Regions from separate parts of the Mus musculus genome. Here regions 1, 2, 3 and 5 are each linked to region 4. The links are chromatin loops, found by intact Hi-C in ENCODE. Cell type or tissue: left cerebral cortex. All regions are shown on one strand. Region 1 holds the start of Gm46335 (a long non-coding RNA gene). Region 2 overlaps Gm5432 (a long non-coding RNA gene). Region 3 holds the start of Gm36372 (a long non-coding RNA gene). Region 4 has its middle 82 kb from the start of Gm48606. Region 5 has its middle 42 kb from the start of Mir6387.

Region 1 (5,000 bases), 250 kb after region 4:
AACTTCTAGAATACTCTTTGAACAACATGCTGGGCTGATTGACAAGCCAACTTGATCTAAAGTGTCAAGTTTGGAAAAGCAAAAGTAGTGTCTCTCTATGCATTAGTTCTAACATATAACTGCTTTATAAGGGAAAATATCCAGCTGGAGAAGCTGCTCCACATTTAGTGGCAAATATAGTCATCCCTTGAGAAAGAAAACAAAAGAAAAAGAAAGAGAGAGATGGAAAAAAACATTAAGAAAAATGTAATAATGTATATTAAAATCTCAATCTTTGGTACTGACACATCAAACTGTAACTCATTTTATTACTTTTACCATTACATTATTTTTATCTGTCCACCTGTATTTATTTTTTTCAGGTGATAAAACTAATTTTGGGAGATTATTTTCCTGCCACAGATTCTCAGCTTCTCATATTGAGGTCACACCAATCATTCTGTATGCGTAGGCACATACTAGCCTCTGGGTAGTCTGCAGTGGGCATCAACTGGATTCCCACCCAGCAAGACCAATCAAGAAGACCAGTGGAGAGCAATGTTGAATTCATTCACAAATAGCAGGAACAAAACCTGACCTACTTTAAGTTGTGAAGTGGGGCTCCTGAGCTTCCATTTCTGGATGAGAAGAGCTAAGCCTGCCAACGGACTTTGTTTGATCTAGACATCAGGCATTCATGTGCTGATTTGATGAGACAGGGCAAACACACACTGTGCAGTCTATATTGCTGCTTAGTGCTGGACTTTTGCAAGGCCAAGGGAAGGAACATATACAACCTGTGTTGAGTTCTTACATTCCTGGTATTTCATTAATTTGACTTCGGGCTCCATTTAGCTGCATCAGGAGAGATTAGTTCCAGGCTGTAGTTCCCTCATTCTCATTGATGAGTAGTTGCAAGAAGCAGGATTATATAGATAGAAGTATAAGAGCTAAATCACTATTTGTGACAAGCAAAGCATAGTGCAGAGGGGCAGGCTGGTCTGAGGAACCCAACACAGGCCATAGTTGTCAGAAGGTACAGCATCATACAGAGATGCAGAGATGAGTCAAAAGGAGCTAATGGGTCCAGAGGGACATTTAGCTCATGCAATCACTGAGCAGCAAAGTCAGATGAGAGGATCTGCGGTCACTAGTGTGTTAGGCTCCTGGGTTTTCACACAGTTCTCCCCATCTCAGAACCATATGCTGAAGACAAGATGGGACTGTAGTGTAGGAAGAAACTTTGAGTCAGAAAAGAAAAGTCATATGCCATAGCTCTGCCATGCATTTGCTGTGGAGTTTAAGGAAACGATTTGCCCATACACAAATGGGTACATTCTGACCTGGCAGAACTTGCTCAAGGGACAGTGGCTGGTGTGGCTGTATGGAAGATGACAGTCTTACCCTGCCATCCTCAGTTGTTCAGGGTTTGTGCTTCTTACAGTCTTACCCTATAGCTCCATAGCACTCTTGTGGAGCTGGAAGAACAAAATTTCTGCTTTACTAAGAATTCAGCTATTATTTTTTTCTCTCTGTAGAAGTCTGTCCTCCTTTGATCTGAGATTGACAATCGAGGCTATTCTGAGAAGGACTAATTACAGAACACATCCGGTGAGTGCCCCTTTTTCGCCCACACACACAGCTACTGGAGCTGCAATGTGACAAGCCAGCCTTGCCAAGTGGCCCAAACCTATGGCACCTGTGGGCAGTGGTTGCCCATGGCAACAGCAAGGGGGAGGAGCTGCAAAGATAGAAGTCACAGTGTCTGTCTGGTTTTGTTCATGATTTCTGTGTGTGTGTGTGTGTGTGTGTGTGTGTGTGTGTGTGTGTGTGTGAGAGTGTGCATGTGTATAGATGGGCTGTGTGTGTGTGCATGGGTGTGTGTGTGCACATGCATGTGTACATGTATAGAGAAGCATGCAATTAAATTTGAGGGACTCAGAACAAGGTGATGGGAAGAAGTTGTATTTCTGCTTGCATTAATTTTAACATATTACTTCTTAAAGGGAGAATGTTCCGTTCAGGAAGCTGCATCTCCTCATTTACTGGCAAATTCCTTGATATTCACAGGAGATGGGCTCCAAGAATCTCAGAGTTATCAAAATCCATATAAGTTCAAATCATCTATAGAAAACATAGTATATTTGCATAGAACCCCTGTATGCTCCCTATAGCACTCAATGAAGTTTAACTGGTCTTTAAAAAAAAAAACATTGTATTGTGTTGTGGAAGAAATTATGACAAGAAAATAAATCCTGTGTATGCTATGTAGAGATACCATTTTTTTCCTTGCTCAACTTTGTTTGTGGCTTGTTGAATTCATGGACACAGAGGTGACAGAATGTATGTAGGTAACAGAGAGATTTACCTTATCTCACATTATGTGACACTAACCTCTTCTTGGGAAAGACTTCAGGGTGTCTGTCATTTTAGGATGATAAATTTAGAAGGAGAAAAAAAAAAGAGTTCACCACAAGCAGATAAAGGTATTTAACCATAAGCCAGGCCCAGGATGACAGGAATGGGAACAGAGAACAGCAGTGGTTTGTCATCCCTGCATCTCAAGAGCCACCAACAAGGGTGCAGGGTGGCTGTTCATCAGTACAGTCTCCTGCAGAACCTCTTTGGGAGCATCAAGGACATTTCTGGGTACATGTCACCAGCCTCTTAGATTCTCAGGTCTCCACAATTTTATCCATCAGATGGGAATAGCTTTTATCATCGAGGTTACTTTAAAGATTCACTACAATTTAGAAAGTCCCTAACCAATGCCTACCAGAATGTGGCATGTAAAGATTGCAAATTCCATACTTAGAAGGGAACACTCTTGCATGGACAAAGAACTAAGGACAGAGTACATGTGCAGCTATTCTCAACAGCCTGTCTACGGGCTGTGCTGTCCTTGGTAGCCCTTTCCAGACTTTGCCTGGCTGCAGGAGGTTGCAGCTCAATTCTATTGCCTCTGGAGGCACTCTTCCTAGTCTGTTAAATAGAGCCAACCACGCTTCTGCCTTCAGATTAGGATTGCTGAGGGGTGGATTTGCTGCTAGGCAATCACTGAACAATAATCTTTGTCAAACAGAGAGGGGGGGAGAGGAGGAGGAGGAGGAGGAAGAAGAAGGAGAAGAAGAAGGAGAAGAAGAAGGAGGAGGAGGAAGAAGAAGGAGAAGAAGAAGGAGGAGGAGGAAGAAGAAGAAGGAGAAGAAGAAGGAGGAGGAGGAAGAAGAAGAGGAGGAGGAAGAGGAGGAGGAAGAAGAGGAGAAGAAAATAGGAGCGAGAGAACTCATATCACCATATCATAGCTTAGAAGCTATTATTCTGGAAATTTCTCTTTCTCTCAGCAGCTAGTGGTATGAGTTATGTGCCCACCTCTCCTCTCCATGCTAGGATTTTTATCTGGCTTGACCTTTTACAGGTCTTGTGTATGCTGTCAAAATGCCTATGCATTAATCTGTGCCACTGCTCTCCTGTGTCCAGAAAAGTAATTCCTTAAAATTATCCATCCCTTCCTTTATGAAGAAAGTTAAGCCTTAAAGGAGGGGTGTGATATGTATGCCCCATTTAGGGTGGAACCTCCTATAGTTTCTTATTGTCTGCAGTTTGAGCAGTTCAGGTGTCTATGTCAATAACCATCTACTATAGGCATCTTCTCTCGAGAGGGTTGAGAGATATGATGGCCTATGAGTATAGCAACAACTCTTAGAGACTTTAATACCATGTCTGTTTAGCTTAATAATAGCATTAGGGTCTCCCCTAGGGCCTATAACCTATCGGTATGTTCTTCACCTCATAACCATGAACCTGACCATGAAAAGCATCTTCTCACAGCTCTTGGAACTTGATCAGCAGCTAAGAAATTATCTGTTCCTTAGCTCAGGCTTAGAGTCACCCTATAGCACTCAGTCTGCCTGTAGTTTCTGACATCCCATGCTGACCTTCTGTTCTTCTGATATCCTTCCTTGCCCTTGAAACAGACTCATGAGTGAGACATGCAAGTATTTGTGCATGCTCTGATGAATATTTACATAATACAATGTGATCGCAGTTGAGACGCACTTCTGGAATGTTTTTTTGGGAGCAAGAGTTAGAGTGAGGACCTTTACCAGAACAATTTGTGAAAGGCCAAAGTAGAATTTACTAAAATAAAAGAAATGGTTATGTTTTCATACACACACACACATACACACACACACACACACACACACACACACACACACACACACACACACACTGTTTTCAGTAAAGAGGCACATATGATGAAGAACATCAGGAAGGGTTTTCACTTTCAAAAGAGGATTGCATTGTCTTTGCCTGAGCAAATATATGTCCAATTGTATGTTAAGTTACTGTCATCATTATGTTTTCACTGAAACATGTTTTATTGAAAATACTCTAGGAGAAAAGTATTTAAGTAAATGCATACCTTCATGAAAAATGTAAAACAAAACAGAAGTTAGCATGTCAGATTGTACTGTGCATGGGACAGTGCAAGACTGTTTGTTTACCTTCTCTCCTTCATCTCTTTACCAATAAGTAGGAATAATCCCAATGTCTGTCTTTCCAGGCTCTGTCAAGGTTCCAGGCCTTGTAATCCTCGGAGTTCAGTGTGTAGTGTATGATGGAGAACAGCTATGTTCCTGGCAATACTAAACAGGCATGTTGAATCAGTGATACACTGTCCCAGTGTGATTGCGGAGACACATAAACTATAGGTGAAAGTTCTTTGTCCTAATGCAAGTGGAACACTACTGCTTTTATAGAGCAGTCAATTATGCTATCTCCCCAAGCAGCAGAATCTTTCCAAAGAGCTCACTCCTCAACTGATTCCATAGTTACGCTTTGGCATATAATCCCCTGGTCTATGACAGCATGCAAGCAGATAAGGACATTCAATACTGAGATCAAATGTAACTGGCCTATTTATATCCAAAGATGAATGTGCACTCTTTGGTGGGGTTCAAAAGAACAGAGGCCCCAGGAATAAAGCTATGATTCACATGAATTGTAGCTTCTAATTGCCT
Region 2 (5,000 bases), 320 kb after region 4:
CTGACCTGGACTCACTCCCTCTGTGGAGACCATGCCACTGGGCTCAAGCAAGGAGTGACAGACACCATGAGGTAAGATAATATTCTGGTGATTTCTTTCTGTTGCCTTCTTTTGAACTTATCTCATTCCCTCTGAGACTTTGGCTCATCATGGGGTATTTCTCTCATATTTTGGTCCTCAGTGGGCTTCAGTGACCCTGTTTTCTTTTTGACATTTAGACTGTGAGGTTAAGGCCTGCTGCTTTTATTGACCTTCAGGTGTCTTTTTTGTTTGTCTTATTTTTTATTACTTCCTTTATTTATTTATTTATTTTGAGAATTCTGTGCATAGATATGCATATACAATTTAAATGGAATTTCCTTATCTGGATTGACAACGACCCCTCTGAGACCCAAAGATCATGTAATGACGTTTTTACCTCAACATCAGGCATGTGAAGCCCTCCTTTGCATTGTTGGTGAGAACGTCTAAGAGACTCCCAAAACATAGAGCCTATTGTTATTGGCCTTGGTTGCCTCTCAGAGGTGTAAGGTAAGTCCCTATTGCTGAAGGTATCATGCACTTCAGATGTAGGACCCAGGGTTACCTGAGCTGGAACTAAGCCAAATGCCTTTCCCTAGAAACTAGTTTTCATGGTACCAGACAACGCCATGCAAGCTGCCAAGGGAAAGAAACAGCCAACAGTCCTACCCAGCCGTGTTGACTATGAACCACAGCCATGCTCAGCATGGTAAAATAGCCCTAAGGATGCAGCAGTTCTCTAACTGGGCCTAAGATCCTTTTTTTGTTTTTGGTTTTTCGAGACAGGGTTTCTCTGTGTAGCCCTGGATGTCCTGGAACTCACTTTGTAGACCAGGCTGGCCTTGCTTCCCGAGTGCTGGAATTTAAAGGCGTGTGCCACCATGCCCGGCTGGGCCTAAGAGCCTTAAACAAGAAGAAAACCAAGTCTTACAAGTATCTTAATTTCCCTTACTCGTTTTCTGTGACTAGGAGGCATGCATCTCATACTTGAACTTTACCTGAAGCTGGGAATGGTGGCTTGCTGCAAATTTGCAGTCAGCCTTGCCTGTACATGAGATCCAGGCCAGCCTAGGTTCCAGACTGAGAGTCAGTCTCAGAAGGAAAGCTGGTCCTTAGTAAGATTCTGGCTAATCAGAATATGAACACTGACACAACCTCAATACTCAAGGTCTCTTTTGAAATGTACAAGGATCAGAAGTCAGCCTGGGGGTGGGGTCGGGGTTCTGCACGCCTCTCCTGAGAAGACCGGGGACCAGCTCACCTGTGTCTCCAGCCAGGATGATAGACACGCACCGCAGAAAGCGCCTCTTCTCCCATTGTGGGCCCGCTTTCCTCTATGGAGTCAGCTCTCCTGAGCTGTGAACCACAGCCATTTCTGCAAGCTTTGGAGCCTGCGGGCTGAGGACATGAATGAACTGAGTCATTCCACAGAGCTTCATTAATTTTAAGGCAGTTTAAGATATCTGAGTCACAGGCTTCAGTCATTTAGACTTTCCCAGCTGCCACTGTGCTTGCCCACACACGTTTCTCTTCAAAGATTGCATCTGTGGCTAGATGTGTGGCACTGCCCACTCTCCATCAGTTTCTGAGAGAAATCAACCTCAGAGATGGATGCAAGGGTGACAAGATATCCATTTGCCGTGTGCATCTTAGCCTGCAGGAGGGTTTAATGAAATTAGCAGTCAGTTGTCTTCATTCACATTCATTCCACCACAGACATGTGAAATTCCAAATTCTATACCCAACATAATATTGTACCCAGCCTCCCAAGGAAGCTCAGCTATGCCATATGGTGACTCCACTCACTACACAATATTTAGCAACTTGGTGAACAAGGAATGAATCATATCTTAACCATCTTGGCCAAATATTGTTTTATATAGCAACAGTATTAGTAATATATATGTTTTACTAAAAAAAAAAAAAAAAAAAAAAAAAAAAAAAAAAAACAGTAGTACTTCCTGCTACGCCCACTGAAAATTAAGAACTAGACCTCACTGGAAGTAGACTGCACAATAAAAGAGTTCTTGCTCATTAGCAATCTTCAGTTCAACACTGCACTATACATACGATACTCATTAGCAATCTTCAGTTCAACATTGCACTGTACATATGATACATTCAGAATGTCTGCTTTTTCTTTTCCTCCAGAGCAGCTGCTAGGATTGAGCAATAGTCTCCCAGGGTAACAGAGCAAGGAATCCTGGGGCATTTCCCTGATTCTGAAAAACAAAGAACTTGTAGCCACAAGGAGAGGAGTCCTGAAGCTCTCTCCTTCCTACTAGAGAGAATCCCTTATAATCCCAGGAAAACAAAAGCCTTATCCAGTCTCTGTTGGGGGAAGGTGTCCTGTGGGGACTGGGTGACCACTTTCCTCCTGGAGCCTCAAGTTTGTCATTCAACAAAGATAATGAAAAAATTGTTAAAACATAATGTTGCAGGCTAAATCCTTGTTGTAGAAGATGTAGGGACTGTCTGGGACACGTACATTCACACACACACACAAACACACACACACACACACACACACACACACACACACACACACACACATAGTTATCATCCCATTCAGTAAACATACAAGTTGACAACTGAAAGATGCTGAGATTGTTGCAATCAAGTGTGATGTGACTCTGGTAGAGCCATATGCTGAGTAGACTATCTCACAAAGAATAGCAGCTCTACAGGAGAGTCCCTGAAGATGCCCAAAATGAAGTGTGAATGATCAAACATAATTAGGGAGGAAAAAATGTTATTTATTCCAGTCAAGAACTTGATCCTTTCTTATTGGAGAATAGAATGTAGTGACATAGAGTTGCAGGGAATAGGCTATCTTTATAGCAATCAAGGAATATGGGATAGCATTACTAAGCTAAAGCATTATTTTATGAATATCAAGGAAGGTTTTAAGGAATTCTATTCTACAGCAGCAGCAACTCATCTCACCCCACTCTTTTGAAAACCACTGTACCCATCTCAGTGGGAAAATTGTTAGCTGGGCAAAACTGAGCTGGTTAGAACTTGCAGGGAAGAAAACCACTGTACTTCATCTGGATTTTTCAGCATTCATACCTAGGAAAAAGAAGCCACTGTCTTCAGTCTTGGGGAGAAAGGGGGATAGCTACACTATAACGCTCATTGAGTGAAGAACTGGCCAGACCCTTCCTCAGAAACCTAAGTGACTGAGATGGAAGGGACTTAAGTATCATGTAACCCACGTCTTTCCAGGTGACGGAGTGCAGTGAGCTCAGTGAACATACTCTCAGTGAGCATGAAGACTGATGTCAGTGAGAAGGACTCACTGGGAGTGGCCACAGTGCTCCTGAGGACTGAGTGAAATGTAACCTGATGAGGCATTAGAGTTGGCAGTCTCAGTGTGCACATGGCTAGTCCAACACTGGAGGCCACTGCCACGCAGAGCAGAGAAGACTAAAACATGACCCTCATTCCCAGGAAGATCCTGATCTGTGAAAAAGACAGTTTCACCTCCTACAATGAGAGAGTCATCATCTAAAGGTACTGGAAATGTTAGCCTGTGTTTGACAAACATGATCTTATCCTAGACTCCTGTAAGACTTAAAATCTCTTCTGCATAGCCCTTCTTGGAGGAACTCTGTGTAAGAAGATGTGATGTTAGTCTTAAGGGTCAGCTAGAGCACCAGCTGCTTGGTGCTACAATGGAAGCCCTCTTGATCAGAGGATTTGAAGTCCAGAGACTCACCTTAAATGCAGCAGTGCCTAGTGGTGGGAGCCCCGTATGAGGATATGGGAAAAGGGAATGCAGCTTTTTTCCCTGCTTTGTTCCAAGCCTCCAGTGCCAGATTAGGATTGCTGAGATACACAGGTTCATTGGCCAAACAATGACGCACTGCTTAGCCTCTTCAGCATCAGTCAGCTATTGTTGAACTACCTCGACCATTTCATATATGTCAGTGACCTAACAAATCCCCTGTTAAGAAACGTGCTCATTAGCCAGGCGTGGTGGCACATGCCTTTAATCCCAGCACTCGGGAGGCAGAGGCAGGCGGAGCTCTGAGCTCGAGGCCAGCCTGGTCTACTGAGTGAGTTCCAGGACAGCCAGGGCTACACAGAGAAACCCTGTCTTGTAAAACCAAAAAAAAAAAAAAAAAAAAATGAAAAGGTACATGCTCATTCTAGCACTTCTCTTCTAGAGAATCTTGATTATTGATATTGCATTATTGATACCTCAGTTATCTTTGTTGAGCAGGAACCTTGTCCATTCCTTCATCTTCTGATGTCGAGGGGCAGATAACACCACAGAGATATTTTGTGGATTGAAACCTTGTCTGGAAGGAGTGAAATGGCTTCATTCACACACCTCAAGTCTTGTCACGATTGACTGAAGACTGGGCTATCCTGGAGCACTCTGACCCTTCCCTGTACTTCCTTTATCAGGCTCATTGGTTGAGCATTCAATAGCTCCATCCAGACCTCCGAAGTAAAACGTAGAGTCAGTCACATTTCTTCTGCACTGTGTTTTCAACTAGTCTAAGAAGTTTCACACAAGCCAGATTCCAGAGGGGTCAGACCTTTCTAAGATCTAAGACTTAATTCTAAACCTTTTGGCTACAGTGGCTTCAAGTGTTTGTGGCTCCCTTTCCACCTTTAACTTGTCAAAGTCTGTCTCTATGTTCTGTCACTTCCTGCATGTAAGAATTATTATTATTTTTATTCTTTCTTCAAGAAAGAATATGCTAGAAAGAAAAAAAAGCTAAGTATCTCAGATGAAGAAACTTCTCTCTCTCTCTCTCTCTCTCTCTCTCTCTCTCTCTCTCTCTCTCTCTCTCTCTCTCTCTCTCTCTCCCTCTCTCCCTCCCCCCCCCCACACACACACCAGCTCTGTTACATTACCTTGAGTTTTGTAGGCTCCACTCTCTTGTAACTAGCCCTTGCTATGGTACCTGGTACATAGAAGGTGACCAATAGACAGAAGTCATCTAAGTAACAAGAGCTTGCTA
Region 3 (5,000 bases), 81 kb before region 4:
CTTTTGAAGGCCATGTGTTAAATGTTTGATTGCCAGCCTGGGGCGCTATTGGGCAGTGGTAGAACCCCTAAGGCTTGAGACTTAATGGAAGTCATGAAGAATAAAGGGATGTCAGACCCAAGCCCCTTCCCCTTCCTCCTTTTTCTTTGATTCTCAGAAGCCTTGGAGTGGGAGCAGCTTTGAATCATCCTGTGCCCCCTGCTGTGGTGCTTGTCCCTTTCATAGATCCCCCCTCAATGGACCCAAACAGCCATAAACTCAAACGATGAGTCAATATAACTATTTTCCTCTTGATCAGTTATTGACTCTAGGTATTTGTGTCAGCAGTAGAAAGTTGACTAATCACAGAACATGGTGGACAACGATCAGAAGGAGACCTAGAGGTGCTTGAAGGTCAGAATGTTGCAAGGTGTGTGTGTGTGTGTGTGTGTGTGTGTGTGTGTGTGTGTGTGTGTGTGTGTGTTGTCATGGGAATGTGTTTCAGAGAGAACAATAGTGCACATGGAGGCCCTTTAATTAGGGATTACCTAGCTTCACTGTCTCAAGAATAGAAAGGAGACCCATGTACTTGAAGTTTTGGAGCAGCCAAGCAGTAAGTGCCTTCAGGGGAAACTGGAATACCCAAAGGCCAGCAGTGCTCATTCTTGTCGCTGGTGCTGGGGCAGGTGTTCTGATCACCAGGACGGTGTCTTTTCCACCAAGGTGAAACAGTAAAGCACATGCCACCTCCCCTTGGAAAACTCAGTCATGATGGCCTTCAACAACACGTTGTTAGGTAGCTGGTTATTGAGTAACAGACCTGAGGGATGCGGGAGTAGACGTTTCCTACGGAATCAACAATGTGGAGACCAGTGACTAGAACCATGGGACCTTAATTACTGAGTCATATTTCTGGCCCCCGGAGGGGACGGGACATCCTGAGCTGCCTGGAAGACCAGCAGCAGATGTTTATCTAACCTGGCTCCAGGAACCCCAAACCTCACAAGATTACTGGTGGTAATCTTTTCTGGTGGTTTTCTGATAAAGAAAAAACAAACAAACAAACAACCCCCCAAAAAACAAAAACAAACACAAATAACCACACACACACACATGGTTGCTCCCACCTGTATGAGCTAATCAAATCAGGACTGTCAATCACCTAGACACAAAAATGCTCCCTCAGGAAAAACTGCCTGCTCTAGAGTTGTTTAAAATGGTATAAATCCTACCTTAAATGGAGGAGACAGCTGTCTCTTTAGCCACTGTCCATGAGTGCATTTCACTGTTCTCTACACAGTCTGTCTCTTATGCTGTGTTCTGTGTGTCTCATCTGAATTCTCCATGCAGATGACAAGAATTCAGGAGCTAAGAGGAGTCCAGAGAGATCCTGGTGACAACACAGAAGATGAGATTTCCTAAAACCTGTGACAAAGAGTAAAAAAGGCTCCTTAGAAACACAAGTAATTCACAAGTGGAAGAAGCCAGCCAGCTCTTAGGCATGTACAGTGGGATCTAGGTCAACTAAGGTTTGTTCCTGCAGAAAGCAAGCCTCTGCACTCTGAGCTCATGTGACTTCTCATTGAGACATCTGATCTCGGAGCTTCCTGGCCAAAGGCACAGCACGCATGGCTGAACTCTATTAATTCTAGCTGGAAAACCCTGCAAGGATACAGGTTTGATTTTCTCCTGATCCACTATTGAAGTTTTGTTCAGTGTTTGAATGTACTCATCTGACATAGTTTTCCTTCCTTCCTTCTTTCCTTCCTTCCTTCCTTCCTTCCTTCCTTCCTTCCTTCCTTCCTTCCTTCCTTCCTTCCTTCTTCCTTCCTTCTCTCTCTCTCACTTTCTGTCTTTCTTCTTTTTTTTGTGGTGGTGGGGTATTAATCTAGGACCAGTGTCTCCTAGGTGACAATAGGAATGTCTCAAAGGAGAAGTGGCTAACGTAACTATTAATCACCCTAAAATGAAGCTAATTAGGGAATAATAAGTTAGAGTGGGAGAGGATGATGCTAGGGCCGAGAAAGGTGAGTTTTTTCCTATTTGATTCTGAAAGCTGGATGCTGAGACCTTCCATGGGAGGAAGAGCAGAGTGCTTTCTATTGTATAGAAGCAAGCTAGGATTTCAGAGATCAGGGAAAGCAGGCCAGGCTCCCAGAAAGCCTTCTTATTTCTGAAAGACAGGTGAGTCCAAGTCTGTAAACGCTGTAAGCTGTCGAGACCTTAAAAGCCCAGAACTTAATCTCTCTGATGTTTCTTTGTTCTTGTATCCACTTAGGATGCTGGTCCTGTGTGGAAGGTGCCTGGTGGCTGAAGGTACAGCCCCATAGGAAAATCACAAAGTCCTCATGTTAGAACCTACATAAAATAGAAAGGTACAGGGACCATGGGGGCTCTTGCTTCATAGTGAGCTTTCACCATTGCCCTAGGTTGGAGAGCACTAGCTAAAGCATGGGGGTGAAGACAAAAAGGGTATAGAAGTTTCCAGAAGAGGGTGCTGAAAGGACAGGGTGTTAAGCTCCCAGAGGGGCTTTGGAGCACCAAACAGGCTGTCATTGCAGATGGCTCAGTCTGAGGTGGATCAGAAGATGAGCTTGAGATGTAAATAGGCCATGTCTCAGAGAGTCTCGAATGCTACGTGGAGAAGTTTGCATATGGAACAATGAACTAATTTTAAACAGAGGAAAGACATAGTCAGATTTGGGTTTCCACAGATTGCCCTAGTTTCGTAGAAAGACTAGAGCAAAGGCACATTTTGTGGCAACCTTAAAGAAAGCATGTTCTAGGTCAACCATAGTAAACTGAAGAAGAAAAGGTGGCCATTTGTTATGTAGGGTGTGGAGACACAGAAATGCGGTAAAATTGGTAACATGGAGAAGGAGGTTCCACATGCTTGTCCGTGCCATCAAAAAAGTGGGTATCGTGTTGCTAAAAAGGGAGAACACATACTTTTGGTTAAATTGCAAAATGTCCTGTTTAGTATAAGTTTATGTCTGTGTTATTCAAACATTCCCCAAGCCATGCTTACAATATGTGGAACAGATTTCATTTCCTATTTTAAGGCAGAGCATGTAGAAATTGAAGCAGACCTTCAGAAGGTGAACAGGGATGTACGGAAAGGGAGAATTTGTATTTCTAGGTAATCTTTGAAAGGAGGTCAGACTGTGCTAAATGGTTCAAGAGGTAAGACTCACATTTAACTGGAACATCAATCTGAGTCATTATGTTCAGAGGTTAACATCATGAAGTCACTGAAAACAACTATTTTGAAGTATATAGAGTATTTCTGGGGAAGGATGCTGTTCAGCTTGATTCTCGAGGGAAGGTGGATGAGGGGTGACTGGTGTCATACCACTCACTGTTTTTGTTTAGTTAAAAAGAGGAGGAGCCTGTTCCTGACTTCTTGAGGCTACCAGGAGAGTATAGCTTTGAGACTGTACCCTGGACTGTCTTCAACCCGCCCCCTACCCCTGGATTCCATGAATGCTTCAAGAAGTACTTCACCTTGAGATGATGGGAGCTTATGACTTCAGATTTCTCTCAGCCCAGAAATGCTGCCATCCCTTCTGCTGTGAGCACCCTTGAGATTTGCTAAAAACTGAAATGGAAGTAGCTCTGTGTGAAGAACATCTCTAATGGGATTTGTTGTCATACAGAAAAATCTCACAATATTTGAGATGGTCTCTTGCCTTTTTGGATTTTGAATTTGACGCCTGTGACATCAGTGATGTAAAGAAAACAGTATGACATTATGTTTAGATTTTACTGATGTATAACTTATAATTAGCTGAGATAAAGTAGATGTACAAGTTGTTTGTGATGCCTTCTGGAAATCATGAAGGTTTGGTACAGCTGCAGAACACAACTGCCAAAGATATCAGCAACCCACTCTCAAGCAAGCTTCAATTTATTAAAAACAAATCTTTAAATATAGTATAAGAATATTCAACAGCCATCTCTTTGTGGCCATCAAGAATGTGCCTACTTCCTGTATGTTTCTATAATGTTTTTTCTATCTGTGTTCCTTCCCTCATAATTGTAGCGAATACAGTTGTTATTGCATGGCTCTGGAGAGGCTCATAGGTCTTTCTTGATAAAAGATCCCAAACTCAGGGGTACTACATATCCTATTGACCCTTTCAAAATTACTACCTTGTGCTTTACCTTGTGTAAATTAGTATTTAAACATCATATTCTGAATATAAAAATAATTTACCCCCACCCCAAATGTGGATGATCAATAATGAACATCATCAGTATTTAGTCATTGGATCAATAGAGGCCAAAATATGACAGCTAGCTCAAGGAAGTGCCTCAAACTCAGATGCTGTGGGGGATGTGAATCTTGGGGTGGGGGTGGAGGTGGGAGTCAGACTGAAAAGCAAGGTGTGAGCTTGTGGCTCTGCTGGGGAAGACATACCTTCTGCAAAACAGTTTTTCAGCAACAAACAAAAAGGAGTGAAGAGGCTGGGACACAGCACTGTGGTGGAACACTTGCCTAAGGTGCAGAGCCAAGCATTGAGAAGGAAGAATGGAAAACTCCTAGGGGTGGGTGGTCCACCTTCTCAGTTCAGATGGCACAGAAAGAAGGATGTTAACTCCCTGGGAGCAGCCTTTCTGTTTGTGTCATTCACTGATGTATCCCTGGCACTTAGAACTGCATCAGCCAAAAACATACACTCAATGCTTCTTGCTTCTTGCATGAATTATTGAAATAGTCAAATAAAACACTTCCATGGGTTTAATTCATCTTCTAGAAGAGCCATTTACAGCCAGCATTTTAGAAAGCATTACTTAATTCCTTTTCCCCTAACTTGAACTTCTTTTTCTGGCCTTTCCTATCTCCATTAAAATCATGAAACTATCCTGTCCTAACGAGTATGACTTCCTCCTATTGGTCCTGAAAAGTAATCAACAAATGCAAAACAACAACAACAACAACACCTAAGTAGAAAAACCTCACTTATAGACACTCTACATGGATTAACCCTGGTACGACACACAGTACTGTTATTGGAATG
Region 4 (5,000 bases):
GCTTATTTTAATAGTCCACTAACCAAACAAAGTGGAACAAGGACTTTTCTCTTTGGAAATACCTCCTTCTCTGACAAGACACTCTGAGATGGTGTCCTGGACTGACTAAAAAGGAAAACAAAACAGAAAGGACAAAGCTGGGATTTCTTGCCAGTATCCATCTCTCCAGCTGTGGTTGTAATGCGAGCAGTTGCCTCACACTTGCGATGCCTTGGCTTTTCTGTCACGATAGTATGTACTCTCGTGGCTATGTCACGTGTGTCAAATTAAGTTCTTTAAATTGCTTTTGCATGGCATTTTGTCACTTCAGTGAGAAAAAGTAGTAGTATAGCTTCTATGTCCGGGCGGGGCAGGGCTGGGCCTGAAGTATGCCAAGAAGGTGGGGCAGGCTGCTGGAGTGGATTCAGGATGCTGAGTAAGGGAAGGCTGCAGGACCATGAGGGCCATCAGGGGGACGCAAGTGGGCCGGTTGCTTCTGAAATGTAGCCGCAGCATCCGTGGCAAGCTCCCTGCCACAGTTGTGGCTGCTAGCTGTGGGCTCCTGAGTCCGATTCATTTATCTTCTCTCTGGCTGTCTCCACTGGCTTTGCAAACCGATCTTCTAGAGTGGCATGAATCAATACCTCTCTGACTTCAGACGAGTTATAAGCTTTGGAGTTCTTCCACAGTGAACTTTCACATCTAGCCCAGAACACTCTGACACTCTGTCTTATACCACTTGGTGAGACCTTTGGTGGAAATTCAAGGTCTGGGCTTTTGACAAATTTCTTTTTTCCTTAGTCTGTTCATCGTTGGCACCTGATGGGGGCTATGATATTAGTACGGGAGGTTCCACCCTGCTTGATCATACAAACGCTAGAACATCAGTGTAAATCTCAATTCTCCCAGATCCCACCTTGACAGCCTACGTACATGAGAAAAAAGTACTTTCAAATTACCCCTGAATATACACCATCATAAAGATCCCATACATTCAAATTGCTTTTAAACAACAAACCCATAGCCTGTGAGCAGTGAAGCTATAAAAGTGTGTGAATCATCCTTCCAGAAGTCTCGCCTCCAGGCACGCCTGACACCCTTCCTTGCCGGAAACTCAACCTTCACAAAGACTGGAGGCTGCTGACAGCCTTCTGGGGAATAGATTATCTGATTCCACAGGCAGTTAAGAATAACATACAAATGTCATTTAGACGGACAATTTCTATGTGGATCAAAAGACACACTCAAGTTACTGGCTATGCTAGCCAAACCCTTTACTTCAATAATATCACAGCAAACCCACAAAACCTTTCTGGACTGAATGAGTACCAGTGTGGTGTGTGGGAGCTCTTCAGACATTCCTTCCAGGTTAGTAGATTATTTGCAATTCAGCTCTTTTACTGATGAGCATGTTATGCAACGAGCAGCAGCAGCCCAGGGGGAAAGCTAAAAGCCTGGGCTGCTTAAATTTTTCCACTGGATACTCACAGCCAGCTGGAGAGAGTGAATGAATATGCCTGGCTCTCCTGCCCTACTCCACCAAATGCCAGGGTGTGAGAGGGAGGGACACAGTGGCTAAGTTCACGGGCTCTGGTGGGAGATGCTGTGACGTTGGAGTTCTGTTGCTTTGGGGAGTCTACAGCCTGGGGGGCTTCCATTGCCTCTGTCGGTTTGAATTCTTGTTATCTCCCTGGATGATTTTTGTCTTTTTTTATGGGATGGCTAAAGATTCAGAATTAATACATGCTAGCTCAGTGCTGTTTCTGAACCAATGGGTCTATAGGCATGAGCTATTTTTTTAAAATCAAATTGTAAGTTTCATGTTTATTTTAATGCAGGCAGTGGTGCATTTTACTTTATATGTCTTTAACACAAAAGAATAGGGTTGTTTTTTTCCCAAAATTTCTAATAAAACTGACCCTTCCAGGTAAGGGGTTATGCTTTTGTTTGGCTTTGCCTAAGCTCTGGTACCCTGATGGAAAGCTTTGCCATGCTGAGGAGGAACAACTACGTTTGCCAGGAGATCCTCCCAAAGAACATGTGCTATTCCTTGTCTGGGCAATGGAGTGAAACCCAGTCCCCGCAGTTGGATCACTGTGGCAGGGAGGGATTGCCTAATTCCTTCCTCATTGCTTCTGATCTAGGGAATATTCACAGTAGTCACCCCCCAAGTCCATTGGAAAATATTCAGAGTAATCACCTCCCCCCCCCCAGCTCCATCTCATGTTTCCCTTTCTGCATCTTCAGCTACAAGTAGCCAACCACAGCTTGGTGAGAAGTAAATGATTCCAGAAATAAGTAATTTAACCAACCATAAATAGCCTGTATTGCAGTATATAGTTATAATTTTTAAAATTTTACCATTAATTATTGTGATTAATTTCTTACTTTACCTAATTTGTAAGCCAAATGTCACCACGGTACATATATGTAGGAAAAACCACATATATGTAGGGTTTACTACCATGGTTTCAGGCATGTCCTGTGGGTGGGTCATGTAATGTACCCCTTGGATAACAGCAGACAGCTGTCTTCATGGACTTGTTCATAGCCTTGCTGCGTCTAAAGATCATCACCGCAGACCCAACTTCAAGCCCTGTGGCCATCACTATAAAGAACAATGGCAAGTGTCTGGCCCTGGCAATGAAGAACTGTGGCAGGGATTGGTGGTCAAAAGCTTGTTGCTATCTAGGAAGTCTGGTCTCGGGGCCAGGAGCAAAACTCTAAGCTGTTGGGGCATATAACACTTCTCTACCTATGCCATGAAAGGAAAAGCAGCGAGCTAAAGGACCCCATTGTTTCACAGGCCTTCTTATTTCAACTCCTCACACACACTAGTACCCCAGTGATTAAGAACATTTATTATCCTCTTCTTTTGAGAACATAAAATAGACATTGTTTTTATGAGAGTTGTTTGTCTCTAAAATTAGACTTTCAGCCTGATGTAGTGGTAGAAACTGAGGCAGGGAGATAAAGAATCTGCTGATATAGAACTGTCTTAGTCAGGGTTTTACTGCTGTGAGCAGACACCGTGACCAAGGCAAGTCTTATAAAAACAACATTTCACTGGGGCTGGCTTACAGGTTCAGAGGTTCAGTCCATTATCATCAAGGTGGGAGCATGGCAGCATCCAGGCTGTCATGGCACAGGCAGAGCTGAGAGTTCTACGCCTTCATCCAAAGGCTGCTAGTGGAAGACTGACTTCCAGGAAACTAGGGTGAGAATCTTAAGCCCACACCCACAGTGACACACCCATTCCAACCAGATCACACCTATTCCAACAAGGCCATACCTCCAGATGGTGCCACTCCCTGGTCCAAGAATGTACAAACCATCACAAGCACCTGTCTCAAAATTTAACAGCAAAATAAATTAATTATATAAAGTGATTTATTATATAAATTAGTATATAGCAAAATGAAAATAGACGTCATTTCTTTTCCAGAACAGGATTGTTTTTTTTTTTTTATTATTCAGGAATAATGTGAGAATTCTGGTGATTTTATAAATTTGCAACGCTGTCTACATATATTTGGCACTTATACCACATTCCAGTTCTATGACATGATATTGTGGATCAAAATGTAAACCTAGATAAATTGTATAAAATAATTATAATAACAAAATTAACAAATGTTTAATTTAGATTCCAAGTCAGGCTCATGAATGCTAGAGCTAACCTGGGTTAAATCTGTGTGTGTGTGTGTGTGTGTGTGTGTGTATGTGTGTATGATTTGAAAATGTAATCAGAATCCTTTACAGGCCTATTCATCTGGTTGGTTTTCATTTTTGAGAAGCCCTGTAAGAGGATGAGGAGACAGACCAATCAGTAAAATACTTGCTGTATAAGCATGTAGATTCCTAACACCCATGTAAAGGCTGGGCACAGGTGTGCTGGTCTATAACTCCAAGCTGCTAAGGCCAAAAAGACAGAGCCCTGAAACTCATTGGCCAGCCGGTCTAGTTAAATTGGTGATTTACAGGTTCAGTTAGAAAGATTATTTCAAAAAATAACATGAAGAGTGACTGAGGAAGATACCCTATGCTGACCTCTGGCCTACACACACACACACACACACACACACACACACACACACACACACACACACACACACACCAGTCAGTTGCTTTGCAACCCATAAATACAGATGTTCTTTGCAACTGGTCTGTACTTGTGCTCTCTTCAGTTATTATAACCATAGATTCCCACCAGCCTGATAATGTTCAGCCTCTGCTTGCACATGCATCTTTACATCAATGCCTATATGTCATGTGTGTGGATTCTCAGGATCTCACATGCTGACTTCATACTTAGTGCTGCTATGGGAAGGCATGGAATCACACATCGCTGTACCCCTTTGTGCTCACACGTTCAAATATAAACTTAATCAGGGCTGGCACTATGCCTCTGCTTTGTCTTTTGTAACTTTTGTGCTGCTGTGAAGATGCTATGACCAAGACAACTTATAAAAGAAATAGTCTGTGAGGCATTGGACTATGCCAGGGAACTTGGTGAGGTTGAGTGGGTTCAGAAACCCTGGTACCTCCGACCTGAGGGGAATATGTGTTTCACCTACTCCCAACCAGATTCCTGTCCTAGAACACATGATCACGGTACCCCATGGAGGGGACCCTGATAATCAATCACTTAGGGGAAGGGCTTGAAGCCCCTCTACATGCAGATGAGGCATCCCTAACATCCCATACCAAGCCAATAGAAAGCATCTGTTTTTAGATGCCAACTCACCACAAAATGTATATAAGACCCTGTCCACAAAGAATAAAGCATGAGAGTTACTTCATCAAGGATCATCTGAGAATGTCTGTCATAAAAGAACTGTAACACTTTTGGGAAAGAGAGTTCTTTACCGAAGCTTTCCCTGCTGGGAACTGCTGGAGCCTACCATATTCACTTGGTTTGACCTTGTTTCTTAGCTACGGTGCCCTACCAGAAACCTAGCAGCTCTCCCAGATCCAGCTCTCCTTCCCTGCTCACACCGCAAGCCACCAGCTATGTAGGG
Region 5 (5,000 bases), 390 kb after region 4:
TGAGCAGCCTAGAAGAGTGTGTTGCTCAGAACTACCTAACTATATGGAGGACCATCTGACACAGACCTCTTTTTCTTCCACATCATGTTCATCATTGTCAGACAGTGCACAGAGCCGTTCTATGCTATGTGCTAGGTGGTTTTGATATCTTGCTGAGTAGTTGTCATGCAGTCAGTATCTAGATGAGGTGGTATACATAAAGATGAAGTAACATACTCCAGAGGCATGGGATACTTTGGCTAGCTGACGCAACTATAGTCTCTGCCAGCTTTACATAGGTGGTAGGTGCTGTGCCTCTGATCTCACAGCCCAGGCAGGTTCATGCCGTGCTTCACACTCTTTGCCCCTGACTCACTGTTTCTTCCTGGAGGGGAAAAATCCTAAAATTTATCTTCCTAGAGAGCCAAGAAGACTGCTGCTCTCATTGGCCCACACAAGAGATGCTATGTCGCTTCAGTTCCCTGGAATTTGCAGGCAAATGTTACCCGGTTTTTTGTTTTTTTTTTTTTTTTTTTGGCAAAGCTAGAAGAACATGCCATATTCACAATGCCTGACTAGAGTACTAGGAAATGGGGCCCCCTCCTCCTGCCACCTCCAACTTCCTCTGCTCTCTTTCTGTCTTTCCATTCTTCCTACAAGTACCTCCGGGCCTGGCCAACGGCTTCACATCCACAGCCAAAGGAACAGCACTTCTGGCTCTTCCATGCTTTTTTGGAAGTCCCGTGGGAGTCTCTCTGGGTGTGGTGAAAACCTAAAATGTTGTCTGTCAAGGTTAGCCTGGCACCCTGCAAGTGACAGGAAGAAAAAGAGGGTCAGTACACGGTCTCAGAGCCCTTTGAAAGCCTTTCTCCAAGATAATGGAGGAGAATATTAGAGACCTCAGACCTACCTAAATCTGGAGGACCCCAGAAAAATCAGCACAATTTAGCTTTCCTGTAAGCTCATCGGAAGGAAAGCCAGGAACAAATACAGAGGGGAGAAAGGAGTGGAAGCATCCATCATTTCCTGCCTTCCTAGAGGGGATGGGTCTCTCCCAGGGACAGTGCTCTGGACTAGACAGAGAGGCAATGTAGTTAGTTCAGACTTCTCGTGGAACAGGCTGTGACTCGGCAAATTGTTTGTCTCTCTGGGTCTAAAAAAACATTCCTTGACATTCTAAATTTCCACCCAGGCCTGTTATGAAAGCCAATTTTAACTGTCAATTGATTAGATTTAGAAATATCAAGGACACTAAAATATATACCTTTGGGTGTGTCCATGAAGATATATGTCCAGAAATAGTCAACTGATGAGGGCAGACCCTCCCTTCCTTAAATGTATGGGCAGCATCATGTGTGTGGACCTTTGACTGAATAAGTAGAAGAGAGGGATAAAGTGGTGAGTGCTGGCATTCCATGGTCTTGCTTCTGAATCCATTAGGAATCAGTCCCATCAAGAGGAGTCCCAGGTCTGTGTTCCATCATGAGTAGACATAGCCTCTTTAGTTATGAACCAAAAGGAAACTTTCCCCATTTCACTGTTTCTCTCAGGTGCTTAATCTCAAGAAAGAGAAAAGAAGTTAATACAGGTAGAGAGACTCACTATAGACCAATGCATTCTCACTCTTTAATCTGAGTTAACAATAGTGGGGTCCAATGCATAGTTTTATGATGTGAACTCTGTATGAGAGTTTCTCTGCTGGCTCTGAGTTAAAAAACTTCACAGGTTCTCATTCCACCATTAGACCCCTGTTTTCTTAGGACACGAATGTGGATTAAGAAGACCATCATTGGTCAATGGTCACCTTGAGCCATTAGCACTGATGATTGGACTAAGTGTGTGAGTGGAAGAGAACAAATGGGAAGAAGAGAATATGTGAAGAGGTAGAATGGATGGCTGTGTTGTGTGTGCAGTTTTCAGTTAAGTCTTCCAGCAGGACCAGTTTGCATCATGGAGGAGAATTACATTATTTAGTGGAGTTTGGTGAAGTAACTTAGTAATGACTGTCAAGGGAGAGAGTGCTAGTTCTGGATCTACCACTAACTGACACACATCCTCCCACTTTCTGCTTCTCTACAAAATGAGGCATGTACAAAGTCTTTGCAATGATTGTCTTGTACAAGAGTGTTCTGCTTATTTCTGCTGGTCCCCTGTAGAAAAACACACGGCCACTCAGTATGCTTAAGTTGGTTGGAGAGAGAATTAAAGAAGGAAAGAAACAATAAAGGAAGAAAGAAAGGAAGGAAGGGAGGGAAGGAGGGAGGAAGGAGAGAATCAGTAGTTTCTAATGAACAGCATAGGAAAGCTGAATATAAAAGACGCTAAGAAGACAGAGAAAAAAGCAAAGAAGAGACCAAGACATGGGACAAAAGAGAAGCAAGAAACCAGAGAGACATAACACTGTGGCACTTGGATGCATTTCTAGGCAGCTGCCACCCTGCCATGCCTGGCATGGGCTCCCATCCTCATAGTGATACAGTGTGATGACTTCCTGTGAGGAGAAGCTTCTGTGCCTGGAGCTGATCACATGCCCTGCCTTTCTGCACAGTCACTGCTGTCTCTGTAGAACACTGGAAGTGGAATAATTAACACTTGTTCCCTTGCCAGTGGTGCAGCAGAAGAAACGGGCTCTGAAGCCTACTGCCTGACTGATGGATTGCTGTCCTGCTGTGCTTCCTAAGGGATTACCCGTGCATCCCCACTTCTTGGCAACATAGAGTCAACATGGGAACACTCTGGACATTGGGTTATCTAAGCATGGATCTCGTAAACAAACAAACAAACAAACAAACAAACAAACAAAAAACCCAAAAACACAGAGATCAAACTATGCCAGGAGATGTGTGAGAGAGATCATAATGAGTGTGACAATAGATAGCAAAGCTCTTTCAGAATCATCATCAATGGATGAACCTCTCCTCTAATGAATGCATTTTAGCATCACACTAACTTAATGCAAACCCTATGGGACGTCTTCACTTCCAGCAAAGAATTTAATTTTTCGGAACCTTCATGTTTTTACATACAAGGGATGATGGTCCAATCTTGTTGAAGCATAATGAGAATGAAAGGCTTGTCCTGTGCTTGTTGCTCAGGCTCTTTTCCCTGATACCAGGAGAGTCTCAGCAAATGCTGGTTCAATGTCAACCAAAGCATATATATTACTTGACCATCATCATTTTTTAAAAATTTAATAAAAAGTATAGGCTAGAGAAAGAGTTCAGATAGAAAGGCAAGTTTGAGGACCTGAAATAGATTCCAAGGCACCATATAAAAGAAGCCTACCATGGTGGCATGCTCCTATTATCCTGCTGCTGGGAGACAGAGTCATGTGTTGATCCCTGTGGCCAACCTAGCCTTCTTGGCAAAATCTAGGCCATTGAGAAAGCCTGTCTCATTGACAAAGTGGGTGGTGCCTGAGGACAGCCAAAGTTGTCTCCTGGCCTCTGTACACCTGTGTATATACACATATACAAATCTTATATGCCAAACAGTCAGAAAGAAGTAGAAACAACCAGCAGCCAGGGAGGTGCTGTGGCATTGACTCTCTAGCTGAGGGCAGCAAAATTCTTCCTCCAGGCTCTATTTTCTATTGACTTACTTAGCTTTGATGTTAGCTCAGATGTGCAAATTTCCTTCCTCTAGAGCAGTGGTTCTCAACCTGTGGGTCACAACCCCTTTATTAGACACTTACATTACGATTCATAACAGTAACAAAATTACAGTTCTGAAGTAGAAGCCAAAAATAATTATATTGTTGGGGGTCACCACAACATGAGGAACTGTATTAAGGGGTTGTGGCATTAGATTGGTTGAGAACCATTGTCCCAGAAAGATGTTTGTGGGGGCTATGGTATCCCTGGCATGATCATGTATAGCTTTTGCTAAAAATCTTTGAGCTTCAGCCTAATCGTCTTAAAGTGCAGTTTTTACTCTCTTCTGCACAACTTCTGTTTCCTCCCTCAAACTTGGAAAAGTATTTTTGTATTCTTCTATTTCCTGCCTTTTCTTACCACGTTTTCGAAGGAGAATCAGCTGTTCATACCATCTGGTCATCGTCTTACGGCTTAGAGCAGAATGTTTGGTGATATGAAATGCGGTGATTTTCACTTCAGGTACACAGCCACGGATGAAGAGAGTCCCAGACTCTTCATGTCATCTTGCTGAGTTAAGTTGATACTGAGTGAATGGCAGTCGATTACAGGGCTTACCATGGGACTATCCACATAGATGTTAACACATTTACAGTCACTCAGACAGACAGCACAAAACAAATGTGAAGTAAGGGAGATCAGGCTTCTAATTCCACCTCTGTTACTAACTTGCTGGGTGGTAGTTGAATAATTACATAATTCTATAGAGGAGGTTGTATTATTTTAATTTACAGATAACAATTCTGAGGTATGGTACTGCTAGTCTTTGCTCTGGACACCACATTATTATTGTCTTGGGCAAAAAATGTTCACATTTATTTCTGCTAGTCTCCAAATCGAGAACCCCCAAGTTTAGGTTTGAAGAGAAGGCCATCCATGTGGTTGCATCTTACTTCATGTTATTGTGACTTAGATGTGTAATGTCCCCCATAGGATCATACATTCCAGCACTTTGTCTCCCTGTGACTGGTGATGTTATGAAAATTGTAGAACCATTTAGACACAAGGGTTATGGTTGTAGGGGTGGGGCTAGGTGGTTATAGCCTGGACTTGGGTTCAGTCTAAGATCTCTGCTTTCTTATCCACCAAGATATGAGAAAGGTTCACACCCCCTGCTTCCATAGACAGGAGGAAAACTCACCTCTCATGCCTTGCCAGCATGGTAGATTCTGCTCCCTGAACCATGAGCCAGAGATTCCATCATGTGAGTCACAATTAAATTATGGAGAGATGCTGAAGAACTCTTTTAATTAGGTAGTCTGAATATGAAGTACTTCTCAAGAGTTAACTACTAAATGGGGGGTTTACAAGATAAGAGGTAACTAGGGGAAGAACCTAGGGATGCTAACTCTAGGATTTGCATGGCAA

The links. Peaks named below come from ENCODE experiments on the same cell type or tissue, not always from the same donor. Only the 100,000 strongest peaks of a DNase experiment are listed, where the experiment ranks them.
Region 1: it touches region 4 in a loop (2.7-fold over the local background); 2 of 42 quality-filtered maps call a loop at or near these places.
Region 2: it touches region 4 in a loop (6-fold over the local background); 4 of 42 quality-filtered maps call a loop at or near these places.
Region 3: it touches region 4 in a loop (2.0-fold over the local background); 3 of 42 quality-filtered maps call a loop at or near these places.
Region 5: it touches region 4 in a loop (7-fold over the local background); 2 of 42 quality-filtered maps call a loop at or near these places.

The regions. Positions count from the first base shown.
Region 1 is chr12:15,893,341-15,898,340 of GRCm38, reverse strand. It overlaps Gm46335 (a long non-coding RNA gene), which reads left to right and starts at 1,518. Exons shown (of 3, transcript XR_001780552.2): 1 at 1,518-1,590. In left cerebral cortex, a CTCF peak has its summit at 2,945; DNase peaks (open chromatin) are centred at 609, 1,196, 1,647, 2,931 and 1 more place; H3K27ac peaks cover 429 bases.
Region 2 is chr12:15,829,320-15,834,319 of GRCm38, reverse strand. It overlaps Gm5432 (a long non-coding RNA gene), which reads right to left. Exons shown (of 3, transcript XR_001780551.2): 2 at 1,283-1,675. Among named protein-coding and RNA genes, the nearest start is that of Gm5432, 15 kb to the right of the region's middle. In left cerebral cortex, no CTCF peak of the experiment used is centred here; DNase peaks (open chromatin) are centred at 1,523 and 2,156; H3K27ac peaks cover 626 bases.
Region 3 is chr12:16,228,800-16,233,799 of GRCm38, reverse strand. It overlaps Gm36372 (a long non-coding RNA gene), which reads left to right and starts at 1,356. Exons shown (of 4, transcript XR_381302.4): 1 at 1,356-1,655. Gm48606 (a long non-coding RNA gene) reads right to left here and starts at 1,544. Exons shown (of 2, transcript XR_003950290.1): 1 at 1,212-1,544. In left cerebral cortex, CTCF peaks have their summits at 8 and 2,464 (motif pointing right); DNase peaks (open chromatin) are centred at 1,477 and 2,687; H3K27ac peaks cover 958 bases.
Region 4 is chr12:16,147,715-16,152,714 of GRCm38, reverse strand. No RefSeq gene overlaps it. Among named protein-coding and RNA genes, the nearest start is that of Gm48606, 82 kb to the left of the region's middle. In left cerebral cortex, no CTCF peak of the experiment used is centred here; DNase peaks (open chromatin) are centred at 575, 1,114, 1,384 and 1,983; H3K27ac peaks cover 1,661 bases.
Region 5 is chr12:15,756,576-15,761,575 of GRCm38, reverse strand. No RefSeq gene overlaps it. Among named protein-coding and RNA genes, the nearest start is that of Mir6387, 42 kb to the left of the region's middle. In left cerebral cortex, no CTCF peak of the experiment used is centred here; DNase peaks (open chromatin) are centred at 633, 2,002, 2,505 and 4,025; H3K27ac peaks cover 1,898 bases.